Regions from separate parts of the Homo sapiens genome. Here region 1 is linked to region 2. A link is an interaction called in ENCODE POLR2A ChIA-PET data of the cell type or tissue named here. Cell type or tissue: K562. All regions are shown on one strand. Links, peaks and the distances in the headings refer to the core of each region. The heading gives the core; the rest is flanking DNA.

Region 1 (4,387 bases), core at 194-4,193, 420 kb after region 2:
AGCAAATTATTTGGAAGTTGCCTTGTGCTTTCTGATGCTGCTTTGCGGCACATTAAGAGTCTTGACATTAGGCCATCATTCATTTCCTCTTTCATTCCGCCAACATTGATTCCGTGTCAGGCATGTGGGAGACGGCGCAGACACAAAGGCAAACAATCCCAAACACAGGCTTTGCCCTCCTTGTACGTTGAGACAAAGGAAGCAGAAATGAGCCTGGGATCACAGTCTGCGCTGAGCAGCATGGAGCAAACAGGGCGTCCCCTTCTCAGTGACAGAGGGACTTGGGCTGACCAACCGTCTTGGCTTCCCTGGGACTGTCCCAGCTCAGCACTGAAAATCTCATGCCGATGAAAACCCCCGCAGGCCTGGGCAGATGGGAACCTTGGTCACTCTTGCAGAAACTTGAGTCAGGTAAGGGTGGTAAACAGACAAATGGAAGTGGGGTATGGAGGTGGGTGACAGATTGGATCTGGGCCTGAGATGTGAATCAAGGATCATTAGCATATAGATGATCATTAACTGTGGGCGTGTGGATGAGGTCCCCTAGGGAGACAGTGTTGATTTCCTCCCTTATCATGCAGAGCAAGCAGACCTCCCCTTTCCCAGGGAGGATTTTCGCTTTGAATCCCGGCTGATGCTAATATATCCCCGCTCACTTCCTTTCTGGTTCTCATGTACCTGGTACTATATGTTTGCCTTTAATTCTTTCCCTCTGTCATCATGTCATGGGTCTGATTTGTAAGCAGCCTATTATTGGATTTTTGTTTTTAAATTCAATTTGCTTCCTTTTACTTATTGAATTAACCCATTTATACCCATCAACATTGTTTCTCTTCAGTTTTGCTTCTGTAATTGTTTCCTCTCTGCTGTGTTTGGTTTTGTTTGAGTGAGGTCTTTTTCTCCCCCTTTTATTTTCCTGTATAGACTTTCGTACTGATTTGTGAGGTAAATATTCTTTTAATCTAACAATTATTACACGAAAAAAATTGTTTTGAAACAGGGTCTGATTCTATTGCCCAGGCTGGAGTGCGGTGGCGTGATCTCAGCTCACTGCAGACTTGCCTCCCAGGCTCAGGCGATCCTCCCACCTCAGCCTTCTGAGTAGCTGGGACTGCAGGCACACATCGCCATGCCCACCTAATTTTTGTATTTTTTAGAGAGACAGGGTTTTGCTACGTTGCTCAAACTGGTCTCAAACTCCTGAGCTCAAGTGATCCTCTTGCCACGGCCACCCAAAGTGTGCTGGGATTACAGGCATGAGCCACTGTGCTTGGCCTACATGAAAATATTTTAAAATGTACTTTTTTTTTTTTTTTTTTGAGGAAGAGTCTCACTCTGTCACCCAGGCTGGAGTGCAGTGGCGTGACCTTGGCTCACTGCAGCCTCTGCCTCCTGGATTCAAGCAATTCTCCTGCCTCAGCCTCCCGAGTATCTGGGACTACAGGCACGTGCCACCATGCCTGGCTAATTTTTTGTATTTTTAGTAGAGACGGAGTTTCACCGTGTTAGCCAGGATGATCTCGATCTCCTGATCTCGTGATCCGCCCGCCTCGGCCTCCCTAAGTGTTGAGATCACAGGCGTGAGCCACCGCACCCAGCCTAAAAATGTATTCTTAAACTTAATGGAAACTAACTGTCAAAGTCAATAAGGAAAGGAGCCTTGTAATAACCTTATAAGGAAAACAGTAGATTTCGAAGTTTTCTTCCTTACCTCCCCACCCCTACCCAAATTAATCTGCATCTGTAAACATCATCATTTTCATATTTCTCTGCAAATCATTTCTTTCAACAATGACAACAAAGTACTTTTAAAAATCGTGTCTTAAAAGTTGCATGGCTTTATCTCCATATGTTCAACTCGGGTCACTGCCTGCCCTCTCCAGCCATGATTTCCTCATGTTGGAATTCTATTTTCGGTCTGATTTGTATTTCATTCTACAAATCTTTTTTTTTTTTTTTTTTTTTTTTTTTTTTTTTGAGATGGACTCTTGCTCTGTCGCACAGGCTGGAGTGCAATGGCATGATCTGGGTTCACTGCAGCCTCTGCCTCCCAGGTTCAAGCAGTTCTCCTGCCTCAGCCTCCCAAGGAGCTGGGATTACAGGCACCCGCCACCATGCCTGGCTAATTTTTGTATTTTTAGTAGAATTAGGGTTTCGTGATGTTGGCCAGGCTGGTCTCGAACTCCTGACCTGAAGTGATCCACCCGCCTCAGCCTCCCAAAGTGCTGGGATTACAGGCGTGAGCCACTGCGCCCGGCTCATTCTACAAATCTTTTGATTATTGGTTTTGCCCCGTCTCCATTCTGGACTCTCTGAAATGTTATCATCATATTTTTCAGAGCTGTCCTGGCGATAGTGTTGTCTCTCTGACCATCTACGTCTGGTTGTCCCTTTATAACACAACCATCTGTGGCCCTTCCATCTGCTCCCAAACCTCAGTTTTCCAGCCTGAGGACTGCATTCCCACTTCACTTCCTGGGCACACATCAACTTCCTGTTTCTGTGTTCTGCAGAGATGCTGAGAAAACTCGGGAGCATGGGAACCTCCTCCAAGGCTCCACCACTGCCTTGTCTGGAAGTCTCCTTCACAAATGGGAAGGGGTTGGATATCCTGGTCTTCTTCCTTCCAAACTGATTCTTTTTTTGTGTGTGTGTGACACGGAATCTCACTCTGTCACCAGGCTGTAGTGCAGTGGCCCGATCTCGGCTCACTGCAACCTCCGCCTCTTGAGTTCAAGTGATTCTCCTGCCTCAGCCTCCCAAGGAGCTGTGACTGACTACAGGTGTGCACCACCATGCCCGGCTAATTTTTTTGTATTTTTAGTAGAGACGAGGTTTCACCACGTTGGCCAGGATGGTCTCAATCTCTTGACCTTGTGATCCACCCACCTGAGCCTCCCAGAGTGCTGGGATTACAGGCGTAAGCCACTGTGCCTGGCCCCAAACTGACTCTTTACCTCCAGTGGCCGGGTTTGCCTGGAGAGCAGGTTTCCTGGTGGGGAACAGGAAGGGCTGCCTCTGTGTTGACAGCCTGACAAGTGGAGAGCAGAGGCAGCCGAGGGAAAGGCGAAGCCCAGGTCCACAGGCCAAGGTAGGGACTTCAGACAGCACAACACTGTAATAAGAGGCACCCCTGACTCTCACCAGCCTCAGTCACACTAGCAAGTGCAACATACAATGTGTGAAAATCCATACTTATGGAGGCCAGCTTTATCAGAGCCTACTTATGGGGAGAGGGGAGCAGTAGAGGGGCTGAGGCAGAGAGAGACTGACCCGGCGGTGCACCGCTGCCTCCACAGAGAGGGCACAGGCCCTGCCTGCTTCCTGCCCCCACTGCCACCTCTAGACTCTGGCGACCATCTCAGATGCTTCTGCCTCTGAAAAGGCACCTCCAGGTGCCCATTCAGACTGTGCCCTGTCATTTATCTGGCTGTTGCACCTCAAAACCAATAAACAATGATTTGGAGGGGGAAAAAAAGGAAAATATCTTGGTCTCCTTCTAGCTCCTCCCTTATCTTGATCCACTCATAGCCAGTTTCTTCTCTTTTTTAAAAATCTTAATAGCTTTGAGAGTACAAGTTGTTTCTGGTTACACGGATGAATTCTGTAGTGGTGAAGTCTGGGACTGAGAACACCCATCACTTGAGCGGTGTACACTGTACCCGATGTGTACTCTTTTGTCCCTCACCTGCCTCCCACCTGCCCCGGAGTCCACAAAGTCCATTAAATCACTCTGTATGTCTTTATGCATAACAAATTTCTTAAAAACATCCTGACCCCTAGTCACCCACTCTCACCTCCCAGTCTGCCCTCCGCCCTCTGCCCCTCTGTCATGGCTAAAGCAGCCCATGCTCTTCCTGTTGCCAAACCAACAGGGGTCCTTTGCTTTTCTCTTTTTTGCCATCCCACTCACATCTGACATGGCTGACCCATCTCTCCTACTTGAAATCTGTTCTCTCCTGGCCTTTGGAGGCTGGGCTACCTTGACTTCCCTTCTGTTTCCCCAAGGGTACCTTCTGAGTCTTCCCTTGACTCCCTCTGGACACTCACTCATTCCCTCCACAAATATTTCTGGGGCACCAACTTGTTCCCAGGGAGTGTTTAGGCCCAGTGGATATGGCAATCGCCTCTCCTCTGGAAGAACTTACATTTCAATGCAGAGCGAGGGCGGAGAGCAAGGAACAAGTGACAAATAAATGAATGCTTAAGTATGTACCACAAAGACAGGTGATGATAAACACTGGGCAGCAAAAGAAAAGGAGGCGAAGCTGATGGAGAGTAACAGTTAGGAGAGGGCTCTACCTGGATTAGGGTGATCAGAGAGGGAGGCTGCTGATCAGAGATGGAATGACACAGGAAGGTGGCCAACATGAAGTCCTGGGGAGCG
Region 2 (4,387 bases), core at 80-4,079:
GCCAGAACCCAGCAGAGAAGTGGGAGGCTGGTGAAGCCCTGCCACACGCCTTTTGATAGAATATCTAAGGACACAGCCTCCAGCTTTAGGAGAGAATAAGCCCATTTCTCTGCATTTGGTTGGGAATGAGCTTGATGGTCTCATCTGGGCCCATAGGTGGTGGGAGCCCTGCTGCCTCTTGGGCCAAGGAGACCACTCAGTAACTTTCCATGTCCTCTCCCCCCAGACAGCATCAAGGATGTCTGGCTGAGGTGAAGGATTCAGCCAGGTATGGCTGGACACTATGGGACCTTGGCCTTTAAGGTGGGTGTGGTAAGGGGAGTTTGGAGAAAATCCTGGCCCATCAGAAGTCCCCACTTTCTACCTACAATACCTGTAATAATAACTTCAATAAATAATAAAGTTAATAATAACTTTAACCCACAATACCTATAATAATAACTTCAATTTAAGGGTGCTATAGAATGACTAATTGTAATGTAATTTGAATGTGAACATTACAAAATTGGAAGTTAGTTGTTAACTAGAACATCACAGTTTATGGTAATGCACAAAATCAACTCCAAGTTGCCTAAATGATGGTAGAGAAGAATATTTCCAAAATATAAAACCTAGGTAGGGGACAAAGATGGAACCCACAAAACATTACCTGTAATGCTCAGTAATAATTGTCCACTGCACAGAGGACAGAGGAGATGAACAGGGCCACCCCCCTGGGCTGAAGGGAAGATGTGACTCCCTGAGCTAGGATGGCCAGTGTGAAGCAGGGAGCAGAAGACCAGCATTTGGACCATTGACCTGATCTACAAAGTTGCAATAGCTCAGTGAGCTCAGTGGATCCAATTAGGCGCATCCCAACCCACAAAGAATGATTTCCCAGACCCCTTTTTCTGGGGTTCCTGATGGCACACCCTCTCACCTGCCTGGGAATCACTAGGGATGCTCGGGAGGATGTGGTCACCTGTGGTGCCATCCTGCCTGCATCTTGCCCAGCCCTAGGGAGTGGCAGCAGAGGCTACCCTGGTTCCAGCCCCTTGCACCGCCCTGGTTCCTAAGACAAGTGGAGGCACAGCCAGGGTGAGAAGGAGCAACAAACACCATTTGAAAGAGGTCTTGAACCCCCACTTTGTTCTTGGACCATCGTTAAAAAGCCTTGGGACAAAACTTTCTAATACAATTGGATAAATCTTAACCAGGATTTTTAGATTTAAGCTTAGCTAAAAAGGCCCATTGGAAGCAAGTAGCCAGCCAGGGGAGTGAGTTATTAGCAGGGTGGCCACTGGGGTCCCAGCCTTCTGCTTTTACTTCCAGGCCTGATGGGTCATCCCAGCAACCCCTGTTGAGTGTGTCCAGGCGGAGACACAGCTGCACACAGTGGGTTAGATGGACTTCCTGGACTAAAGCACAGCTGGAAAGTACCAGATGGTCCAGAGTCTAGCCCCATGATGTCTGGGTAACTAGGTAACGGCAATGGAGAAGCAGCAGAAATCAATGGAGAATAGTGTCTCGGCTACGTCGACCTGTAATTACGGCACTGAGTCATTATTTAGGAAGCTTCCCTAAAGCCTTTCCCTGCTCAAAAACAGCACCAGTTGGTACTCAAGTACAGACTCTCGAATGAATAATATTTGTAATTTTTTGAGTGACATTTCATCAAAAAAATTTGTCCCTGAAAAATTCAAATATCTGTCACAACTAAATGCTCTATTCACTTACTTGGAAAACATAGAAGCGGGAAATGTTTTGTGTTTTATTGGTGACTCACACTTTTCTGGGAAGAGCGTTCAGCTTAGGTTTTCACAGCAATGCTCCTGGAGTCAGTGAGATATGGGCTCTAATTCCACTCAGCGATCTGATGTGGGGTGAGGGCCAGCCGCGCTAGCTGCAGTCTCCCCGTCTGTGACGTGGAGATAATCACAGTGCCTCACTCATGAGGCTGCAGGGACAGCTGTTGGAGCCTGGGCATTTCAGGACTCAGCCCCATGCCTGGAGAAGAGCAAACACTCCACAATATCAGCTCTTGTCATTTTCTCTTGTCACATCAGGCCATATTGTTCATCTTAATTCTGTGCATGCTTATGTTGCATGTAAGTCCCTAAAATAACCCTTTACCAATGTGGCAGAGGTCACTTTTCTGGCCTGTAATTATTTCAATAAATGATTATCTGCAGATTTATCTAAAAATATGTTTCCTGAGTCTATGAGAGAATAACGAGTTGTACTGTCCACTTTCGATGGGAGATTGAGCGTATTTATGGAGTCTATTTAATTCACGTTCCATAGATATGTGAAACTGGTGCATATTGGACATGTATATTCAAATGCCTTCTTTATGAGAGCCCTGGTTTTATCTACCGAAACCTGCAAAAGATCATCTACCTCTGAAGTCCTAAGTATAATTAAATGACTATAAAAATGATTGTTTTGTTACAGTAGTTACCTTGCTTAGCAATTTAGTCAGTACCCCACAGGGGTAAAATGATGTGTTTCTTCTGCCTTTAACTTTTAAGGCAACATATGAAGTGAGATGTGGTTATGGTGTGTGTGGTGTGGTGTGTAGTATGGAATGTGTGTGTGGTGTGTAGTACTGTATGTGTGTGGTGTGGGGGGGGTGAATGTGTGATGTGGTGTGTAGTATGGAATGTGTGTGTGGTGTGTAGTATGGTATGTGTGTGGTGTGTGGGGGGGTGAATGTGTGATGCAGTGTGTATGTGTGATGTGGTGTGATGTGTATGTGTGGTGTGGCATGTGCTGTGTGGTGTGGTGTGTTTGTGTTTGTGGTAGGTAGAGTGTGTGGCTAGGTGGGGGTTGTGTGTGGGCTAGGTAGTGTGTGCAGTGTGTGTGTGGTGTGGTGTGTGTGCGTGTGGTGTGTGTATGTGAGATGTGGTGTGTTTGTGTGTGTGGTGTGTTTCTGTGTGTGGTAGGTGGTGCATGTGATGTGTTTATAGTATGGTGTGTGTGTGGTGTAGTGTGTGTGGTGTGTGTGTAGTGTGGTGTGTGTGTGGTAGGTTGTGTACCGTGGTGTGTGCATGTGGTGTGTGTGGTGTGGTGTATGTGTCTGTGATGTGGTGTGTATGTTTGTGATGTGTGTGTGGTGTAGTGTGTGTGGTGTGTGTGTAGTGTGGTGTGTGTGTGGTAGGTGCTGCGTGTGGTGTGTGTTTAGTGCGGTGTATGTGTGGTGTGTGTGGTGTGGTGTGTGTGGTGTAGTGTGTATGCGGTCTGTATGTGTGTAGTGTGGTGTGTGTGTGTGGTGTGGTATGTGAGGCGTGGTGTGTGTGATGTGTATGTGTGTGGGGTGTGGTGTGTGTGATGTGTGTTTCTGTGTGTGGTAGGCGGTGGGTATGGTGTGTGTGTAGTGTGGTGTATGTGTGGTGTGTGGTGTAGTGTGTGTGTGGTGTGTGTGTGTGGTGTGGAGTGTGGGATGTGGTGTGTGTGATGTGTATGTGTGTGGGGTGTGGTATATGTGATGTGGTGTATTGTGTGGGGTGTGGTGTGTGTGTGTGGTGTGGGGTGTGTGATGTGGTGTGTGTGTGTGGTGTGGTGTATGTGTGGGTGCTGTGGTGTGTATGTGTGTATATGGTGTGGTGTGCGGAGTGTGGTGTTTGTGATGGGGTGTATGTGTGGTGTGTAGGTGTGTGTGGTCCGTGTGTAAAGGGGTTGTGTTGCTGAGTCAGGGATGGGCATCAGCTGCGCCCCACACCCTCAAGGCCCCGTCTGAGGGATTGGGGGCTGTGTTCCCAGTTCCTCCGGGCGGAGCTGCCTCACTGGGAAGTCCCATGCAGGCTCTACGGACTTTTCCTGAGTGTGTCTCATAGGCCCAAACTCCTGGCCAGGGGCCGAGGCAGCCGTGGCATCGTGCAGAAGAGAGTTAGCACCACAGGCCTGAGGCCGCTGTCCTGTGCTTGCAAGATGGCCCTTGGCTGGTGTCTGGGACCTTCGGTTTGGGGAGGCTTCCCACCACTCCCCAAGCTGGTCAGAGGGCTCACTGTGCCTCCACGGTTTGTACGAACAATACGGTTTATGTTGAGTACCTGCTTTCCTTCTGGGAGTCTGGAATGTGAGTGTGTGCCAGGCAGAGGTGTCATGTGGCCAACCCAACAAAAACCCTGGGCACTGAGGCTCTAGTGAGCATGCCTGGTATAAAAGCTTGCACACATGTCACAGCTCATTACCGGGGGAGTCGGGCACTTCCTGGGTGACTGCTGGGTGAGAACTCTGGAAGCTTGCACCTGGCTTCCTCTGGACTTCCTCCGTGAGCCTCTCCTTTCCCATGCTAATTGTGTTTTGCATCCTCTTGCTGTGAGTACGACTGTATGCTGAGTCCCGTGAGTCCTCCCAGCAAATCATCGGCCTGGGGGTGGTCCTGGGGACCCCTGACATAACCATC

Evidence for each region. ChIA-PET counts read pairs that join two places held together with the same protein. Peaks named below come from ENCODE experiments on the same cell type or tissue, not always from the same donor. Only the 100,000 strongest peaks of a DNase experiment are listed, where the experiment ranks them.
Region 1: POLR2A ChIA-PET joins it to region 2 with 5 read pairs; 2 of 35 experiments call an interaction of 5 or more read pairs at or near these places.

The regions. Positions count from the first base shown.
Region 1 is chr2:234,932,468-234,936,854 of GRCh38, forward strand. It overlaps LOC105373938 (a long non-coding RNA gene), which reads left to right and starts at 222. Exons shown (of 7, transcript XR_007088132.1): 1 at 222-411. RefSeq lists enhancers at 1-307, 2,493-2,993. In K562, for the core only: no CTCF peak of the experiment used is centred there; no DNase peak of the experiment used is centred there; H3K27me3 peaks cover 1,057 bases.
Region 2 is chr2:234,511,627-234,516,013 of GRCh38, forward strand. No RefSeq gene overlaps it. Among named protein-coding and RNA genes, the nearest start is that of ARL4C, 17 kb to the left of the region's middle. RefSeq lists a cis regulatory region at 1,597-2,146. In K562, for the core only: no CTCF peak of the experiment used is centred there; a DNase peak (open chromatin) is centred at 1,885.